2 separate regions of the Homo sapiens genome follow, and region 2 is linked to region 1. Evidence: read pairs that join two places in POLR2A ChIA-PET (ENCODE). Cell type or tissue: K562. All regions are shown on one strand.

Region 1 (4,000 bases):
GTGTCCCGGGTCCCTGAGAGGCAGGCAGCACTATCATCCCTCCCAGAGTTCAGCAACTGCCTCCCAGAACCTCCTGTGTGCCGGTGTCAGGCTGGGCTCAGAATCTGAGGCTGGACAGGATGCAGTTGCTCCCTGGAGGGGCACACAGCTGGGGGCTCCCAGTAAAGAAGAGGACGTCCCCGCTGCAGGGTCCATATGACATCTGTGCCAGGATGAGCTCAGAGCAGAAGGCACCTCGGGAGCAGAGGTGGTTTTGTGGTGGGGGCCTGGCAGTGTGAAGAGAGCTGTCAGGAGGCCTGGGGATTGGCAGCCAGTGCTCCCAGCTGTGATTGGAGTTTTGTATTAGTCCTGTTAGAATCCCACGGCTGAAAAAAATCAGTTGGTCATAAGACAGTGTATTTCAAATGCGCCACACGATCTAGGCGTCCCTGTGTAACCCTGGCTCGAAGTCTGCCTGGCAGTGTGGCGGGGGGTGTGGGAGCTTTCTGAATGCACAGGGCCCCTAATGGGGACCTGCCATGAGATAAGGGTCCTCGGTGGGAAGCGTGCCCTGCCCTCTGAGACCCAGGGACTGGCTGATGTGCTGCTGCCCTGGAGAGCAGCCCAGTCCCGGGGGTTCATGTCCACCTGCCTTCCCAAATCCCTCCTCCCACCTGGGATGGGGGTGGAGTTCGTGGCCACCTGCCTTCCCAAATCCCTCCTCCCACCTGGGATGGGGGTGGAGTTCGTGGCCACCTGCCTTCCCAAATCCCTCCTCCCACGTGGGATGGGGGTGGAGTTCATGTCCACCTGCCTTCCCAAATCCCTCCTCCCACCTGGGATGGGGGTGGAGTTCATGTCCACCTGCCTTCCCGAATCCCTCCTCCCACCTGGGTTGGGGGTGGAGTTCGTGGCCACACAATTGCAAAGTGGGGACCAGTCTTTCCTGTCCTGCAAGGAACAGGTCTTAGGTGGTCCCTGCTCTCAGACCTACCCCATGGCTCACCCAGGCACGCCCTGCTAGGGATGGTAAGGGGCAGGGTGGGTGGTCGGTGGGCTGGACTAGGTCATGAAGAACCCTCTGGGCCTGCTCAAGAGGCTGGGTCTGTGCCGGCAGACGGAGTCACTGAAAGCTGGCCAGCCACAACAAGGTCAGACTGTATTGGCAGGGGCAGGAGAGGCTGAAGTGTGGAAAGTCACGAGGCCCCAGCCTGCCGTGGGGCCCTCGTGGGTGCTGGGCAGACAGGTGCGCAGGAGGCGGCGCTGGGCAGACAGACAGGCGTCGGCCAGCTGAGGCCGGCGTTGCTATTCACAGCACGTCACCTCCTTCCCAAGTGTCTGCCACAGCCCATTAAACTCCTGTCGAGGCCACCTCGGCAGCCCCGCAGCCCGGCTGGGCGTATTTTACTTGAGCACGAAGCTTCCTGGCCCAGCTGTGGACTTGAACCTACCTGGTAGCAAGGCTGAGAGCCCCGGGGTCTCCAAGGGCCCCTTCTGGAGGTGACTACAGGACGCCCACAGCTCAGGACTACAGGACGCCCAGATAGCTCCCGACCTTGAGGGTGGTCGTGGGGTTGTCTGCTGGGATGTGGCGGGGGGAGCCCAAGGACGTGGGATCCCCAGGCTGCTGAGTGCTGCCTGTGTCTCTCCCAGTCCTCTCGTCCTGTCCTGGCCTCTTAGGCCTGTCTGACCCCCCCTTGCTCACCCAGCCAGTGTGGATTCGGGCAAGGAGGGCTAATTCCTCTCACCTGTGCCAGAGCAGGGTGGAGGCTGCAGGTCCCAGAGGGCAGGTGACCCGGGGCCCAGAGTTCAGGCCTGGGAGCCCTCAGCACATGACAAGACCCCCTGGGTGGCCGGGCTCAGGACCCTGTGTGAGCGGAAGCCCACCCTCTGGAAAGCCCCAGAGAGGCTGAGACCATCCTATCCCTGAGGGGAGGCTTCAGCCACAGACCCCATGGAATTCACCGCTAAAGTCATCCAGAGAATCTCCGACGGAATTCAGACACGCCCACCTCTCATGGGTGCTGGGGCTCCAGGTGTCCGGCTTCCCTGAGGGGAGGAGGGGGCTGCCCATCACCAGGCATCTCCCCTCCAGGTCTGAGCAGGAGGGCGTGCTGTGTGCGAGTGGTGGCCCTGCTGGCACGGCTGACCTGGGCTCCCTTCCCGGGTCCACGTGTCTCGACACCATTCTGTGGGCTGGCGGCAGGCGCCTGACCTGTGAGTGACAGCCAGAGGCACCCCAGGGCCCCGCAGGGGGACGGGGACCGGCTGAGACGCGCCTCATGCTGACTCCCTTCCTCCTAAGCAGCACAACCTACGGGGTCCTCAGACTGACTTACCGCTTGGTGCACGTCTGTGCCCGTGTTTGCAGGCACGTGTGCGTGGGCATGTTGCGCTGTGTGCATGTGTGTGCCAGTGCACGGGAGTGTGTACATATGTGTGCGCCTGCGTGTGCAGGTGCATGGGTGTGTGCATGTGTTTGTGTGTACGCAGTGCCCAGGTACCTCTTTAACCAGCCTCACAGGCGTCGCTGGGAGCTTCGGGCTCTCTGGAGTCCTGAGGAGTCCTGGGCGGTGCTAAGAGGGCGGCAGGCTTGAGCCCAAATCAAACACCTTTGATCGATCACGGGCCACAGGAATGGGGCAGGGAGATTCCCGCCATAGAAAGAGCTGGAAGGGCCTGGGAAATGATGTCATCAAGCCCCTCCCTGGACCGCAAGAAGGAGATGGACGGGATGTGCCAGGACCCCACGAACAGACGCAGAGCCAGCCCCATGGCCAGGCCCCACCGGGCGCCCATGCCCTGATCCCGTCGTTTGTTGGCCTCCTGCTTTGGTTTGAGCCCTTCATCCCTTTCCTGTGCCTGGGGGGCCTCTTGCAGTGCCAGCCGCTGGGGCAGGGTAGGGGGACCGGAGGCAGGAGGTGCCTCTCAGGACATCAGCCCAGTGGCTCCAGTACAGCCAGAGCCGCCCTGTGCACTGGGGGAGGGGGGGCCAGCGATGGGGGAGAAGGGGCCTCTGCCTCCTCCTCACGGGCCCCACCCATAGTGTCCAGGCTGCAGCCCCCGGCCACCCCCTCCTACCTGCACATGGGGTGCCCCGGCCGGGGAGCAGCACACCCAAGAGGGCCTTCAGCTCCATACTCGGGTGCGTGCGAGTGTGGATTGTGCAGCCTTGTGTGTTCCTGTGAGGGTGTGTGCACCAAGTGTGGGAATGGGTGTGTGCGGGTGTGCATGTCTGTGCGTGCATATGGTCAGTGTTAGGCATGTGTGCGGTGGCATGTAGTATGTGTGTGAGTGTGAGGTGTGTGTGTGTATGAGGATGTCTGTTCTCATTGCATGAGTGTGTGTGTGTGAAGCGGATGGAACTGTGAGTGTGCACACACCTTGCACCAGCGTCCGAGTGTTACTGTGTGAGCGTGCCCTGTGTTGGCGTGTGTCCATGTGGGATGCATGTATGGGGATGCGTGTGTCTGTGTGAGGGTGAGCACGTGTGCTAGGTGGGTATGTTTGTGCATGTGCATGGGGGGGGTGTGGGTGTTGGTGGCAACCATCGTGATCACAGCTGAGCCCTCGCGGAGTCCAGGAGCCCACTCGGATTTGGAGGTGAGCCCACATGGGGGCGGCCGAGCCACATGGAGGGAACCGCCGTGACTGTGTCCTCCGTGTGAATTGCCTGGAACAAATGTTGGCAGCGCGTGTGGTTGTAAGTCATGTGAGTGTCAGGATCACGCCCCGTTAGCTCTGCACGAGTCCACAGTTGGGGATGTCCACTCCGTCGCCTCGCTCATCTGTTGGCAGCCTCCACAGGCCAGTCCAGCCGTGAGCCTGCGGGGTCGGGGTGCTCCACGGAGCAGGTGACCCAGCAGCTCTGGCCGAGCCTCCGGGAGGAAGGCCCCGTGCCCAGGCTCCAGGAGCCGACACCTGCTCTGGGCAGCACGCCGACGGTGCCACCAAATGTTCCGTGGCTCTGACGTCCAGGGAACAGCAGGACGACTCTTGAAACAAAATGAGACGTGGTCTA
Region 2 (4,000 bases), 60 kb after region 1:
CTCTTCCCGGCGTGTGTGTGTGTGAGAGCCCATCCAGGCATGCTCTTCCCGGCGTGTGTGTGTGTGAGAGCCCATCCAGGCATGCTCTTCCCGGCGTGTGTGTGTGTGAGAGCCCATCCAGGCATGCTCTTCCCGGCGTGTGTGTGTGTGAGAGCCCATCCAGGCATGCTCTTCCCGGTGTGTGTGTGTGTGAGAGCCCATCCAGGCATGCTCTTCTCGGCATGTGTGTGTGTGTGTGTGTGAGAGCCCATCCAGGCATGCTGTTCCCGGCGTGTGTGTGTGTGTGTGAGAGCCCATCCAGGCATGCTCTTCTCGGCGTGTGTGTGTCTGTGAGAGCCCATCCAGGCATGCTCTTCCCGGCATGTGTGTGTGTGAGAGCCCATCCAGGCATGCTCTTCCCGGCATGTGTGTGTGTGAGAGCCCATCCAGGCATGCTCTTCCCGGCGTGTGTGTGCATGTGTGTGAGAGCCCATCCAGGCATGCTCTTCCCGGCGTGTGTGTGCGTGTGTGTGAGAGCCCATCCAGGCATGCTCTTCCCGGCGTGTGTGTGTGTGTGAGAGCCCATCCAGGCATGCTCTTCCCGGCGTGTGTCTGTGTGTGTGTGAGAGCCCATCCAGGCATGCTCTTCCCGGCATGTGTGTGTGTGAGAGCCCATCCAGGCATGCTCTTCCCGGCGTGTGTGTGTGTGTGTGAGAGCCCATCCAGGCATGCTCTTCCCGGCGTGTGTGTGTGTGTGAGAGCCCATCCAGGCATGCTCTTCCCGGCGTGTGTGTGTGTGTGAGAGCCCATCCAGGCATGCTCTTCCCGGCATGTGTGTGTGTGAGCCCATCCAGGCATGCTCTTCCCGGCGTGTGTGTGAGCCCATCCAGGCATGCTCTTCCCGGCGTGTGTGTGTGTGTGTGAGCCCATCCAGGCATGCTCTTCCCGGCGTGTGTGTGTGTGTGTGAGAGAGCCCATCCAGGCATGCTCTTCCCGGCGTGTGTGTGTGTGAGAGCCCATCCAGGCTTGGCCTTTCTTTGCCGTAATGGACGCCCCTTTCTTTGTCCCTCACACTGGGCATGTGGTGTTTCCATCCAAAATCAGGACAGGGCGTCTGTCTGTGGCATCAGTGTCCCCAGGCCTGGCTGAGGGCTCCTGCTCGTGACTGGCCAGCTTTCTCCATTATATTCTATGGTGTGCTGGTCACTGTCAACCAGCTGTCCCAGGCTTCCGGCCCTGGGCCCCGGCCGTGGCGATTCCCAGGTGTGAATGTGAACGCTCTGCACGGCAGCAGAGAGTCCCTTGCCTGCCTCGTCCTCTCAGCTGCAGCCCCTGCGGCAGACTGGGCTTGACTCTTCTTGGGACGCTCAGCAGGGACGAGCCTGAGCCTGCAGGGTTTCCATAAGCGTGTGTGGACTGAAATGTGGATGGATGGACAGTCAGACAGACGGAAAGGTCTGAGTAGTGACCTTTCCACCTCGCCAATAAATACAGACAACCCACCCTTCAGAATTTACACGGTGAAAAGATTTAGTCCAAATGATTCCTAAGAACGCGGGGGGACTCCCTCCCCACGGAAGCCGCGCCCCTGCCCTGTGCAAACTAACGTCTCTTCTTTCCTCAACGGAAGGAACATCGCAAAGGTGGTGAGCCAGGTGCACGCGTTCCAGGAGAACCCTTACACCTTCAGCCCCGACCCCAAGCTCCAGTCGTACCTCAAGCAGAGGATTGCCCGCTTCAGCGGTGCCGACATTTCCACACTCGCCGCAGATAGCAGGGCCAACTTCCACCAGGTCTCCAGCGAGAAGCACTCACGGAAGATTCAGGACAAGCTACGGAGGATGAAGGCTACATTCCAGTAGCCGAGCTCGGGCCTGGTGTGGAATTCCAGATCCGAATCCGACTGTGGGGGGCGGGCTGGGAGGTGGGAGCCGCGTCTCAGGCCCGGCCGTTATCAAGGCCCCTCCGCCCCCGAACCCTGGGGAGCTGGACCAGGAGGTGGAGGCTCAGGGGACCCCATGGGGACAGGCAGAGCTGGTCTCCTCCCAGCAGACGGAGCCAGGACGGGCACAAGAGTCTTGGAGGTTTGCGTGTTTCTGCTAGAATTAAAAAGTTAAATTTAAAAATGAAAATGAAAGACAGCTTCCCAGGAGTTTTGTGCCTGTCTGCGCCTCTCACACACAGATAAGTGGCTCTTACCCAGCTCTCAGTGACTCCCCCACAAAACAGCAACAGCCTCCACCGCCAACTCAACAAACTTCAGAGTAGCTCCTCCCTGAGCAGGTTTCTGAGCCAGCCTGGGTTGGCTGAGCAACGAAGGGCCAAAGCTGACCTCTGAGTGGCCAACTGCAGCTCCCAGGGACTCCGAGACCTCCGGTCCGAGACCCTGCCTGGGTTCACCCCCCACAACCCAGACCCAGAACCGCTCTCCCCTTCCCTGCCCAGTGCCCCTCCTCCCCAGCCCAGACCCCCAGGTGCCCAAGGCCTGCTGCTGGAGCAGGCACCTTGGGCTGGGCCTGCTCCCCCAGGGCCCAGGGCCCCCCAGCTTAGAACAGCCCTTGGTGAGGTGGTCATGCCCGGGCAAAGGCCCTGCTTCCTGGAAAGGACACTCAGAGCAGCTCCAAGACAGAGGCTCTGTGGCGGGGGTCCCTGAGAGTGCCCCCACCCATCTCATGCCCCAGGGACCGCCACTGCCCACCGCCTCCAGCAGCCATGCATGTGCGCCCGCAGCCCTGCCTCCACAGCTCGCCACACACTCACGCTTCGCCAGAGACAGGAAGTGCGCTGCCTCCACGGCCCCTTGCCCTTGCTCAGGTTCTTGGACCCCAGGCAGCTGGTGTGGAGCCCCTTGGCCAGGGCCATGGGAGTCCCGCGCAGTCAGCTCCACATTGGCCTCTGCAGCTGGGTGACCAGAGCCCCGGGCACGGCCCCAGCTCCGTGGGGCTCTCACGGTGCCAATCACAAGACCCAGGGTTGTGCTTTTGAGTTTTAGAATTAGTCATTCTTTAGAGCAGCCAGCTAGTGGCATTTCTAGGAAAACTGTGACCTGTGACAAATCGCTGCATTTTTAATGTCAAGATGTGTTTTCCCACATAAATTCACCGGAGACATCCGGGCCCCGCTTCGATGTAACATGAGAGGAAGTCGGCGTCCTGGCCACGAAATGCAGTTCACTTTTTTTTAGGCTTTTATATGGATTATGTTTTGCTGACCCACGCCCGCATTTTCAGATTTTGTATCTAACAGACAGTGCTCAGTGCAAATCAACATTCCAGCGGTCAGGACTGACCCCGGGGCAGCACTGGGCTCAGGCTTCAGCGCGACTGTCCGCATGGCTCCCTCCCGTCCTGGCACCAATTTCTGAATAAAGTCCTTTCTACCAGCTGCTGCTGTGTGGTCACTCTGCGGGTCCCCACGGTGACCTCTGCAGGTCGACACGTTTTCCTTCATGGCCGCACGAAGGCCCCTTACAGGTGCTCACAAGGACTCCAGGTGCGAGATGTGCTCAACCCAGGACTGAAAACGAATCTGCCGGTCCACAGCGACGCCCTCTGATGCCGCAGAGAAAGGCCCGGGCCTGCCAGACGTGTGTCACAACTCAGGCCCCGCCAGGAGGAAAGCTACCGCCAGCACTCCCAGGCCGTGGGAACAAGCAAACGCACCGGCTGGGGCAGGAAACACTTGCTTCTGGTTGTGACTGCAAACAGCCTAAAAGAACGGACTCCCGTAACCACGCTCCTGTGTGCGCACATCCAGGCTCGCCCTCCATTGACAAAAAGGACGTCCCTCATGCTGGATGTGCAGTGTCTTCATCCAAGATCAGGACGGGCGTCTGTCCATCAGTTCTTACAGGCTATTTGCACAGACCCACGGCTGTTCTTGGGTCAATCTGCGCTAAACTCTGCCCAACCCAGCCAGTTCCCACCTGGCAGCCCTGTGGGCAAGACAGAGCTGGGTCCCCCGTCATCACGGTGCAAGCTCGCCGTAACTCTGACCACAGTGGAGCAGGAGGCCAGGACGG

What was found. Peaks named below come from ENCODE experiments on the same cell type or tissue, not always from the same donor. Only the 100,000 strongest peaks of a DNase experiment are listed, where the experiment ranks them.
Region 2: POLR2A ChIA-PET joins it to region 1 with 5 read pairs; 4 of 35 experiments call an interaction of 5 or more read pairs at or near these places.

What each region holds. Positions count from the first base shown.
Region 1 is chr10:133,163,249-133,167,248 of GRCh38, forward strand. All of the region lies in intron 1 of KNDC1 (kinase non-catalytic C-lobe domain containing 1), which reads left to right. Among named protein-coding and RNA genes, the nearest start is that of KNDC1, 5.0 kb to the left of the region's middle. RefSeq lists an enhancer at 2,299-2,810. In K562, no CTCF peak of the experiment used is centred here; no DNase peak of the experiment used is centred here; H3K27me3 peaks cover 2,766 bases.
Region 2 is chr10:133,223,050-133,227,049 of GRCh38, forward strand. KNDC1 (kinase non-catalytic C-lobe domain containing 1) reads left to right here. Exons shown (of 30, transcript NM_152643.8): 30 at 1,610-3,363. The coding sequence ends at 1,841. Among named protein-coding and RNA genes, the nearest start is that of UTF1, 5.2 kb to the right of the region's middle. RefSeq lists an enhancer at 2,046-2,669. In K562, no CTCF peak of the experiment used is centred here; a DNase peak (open chromatin) is centred at 2,232; H3K4me3 peaks cover 443 bases.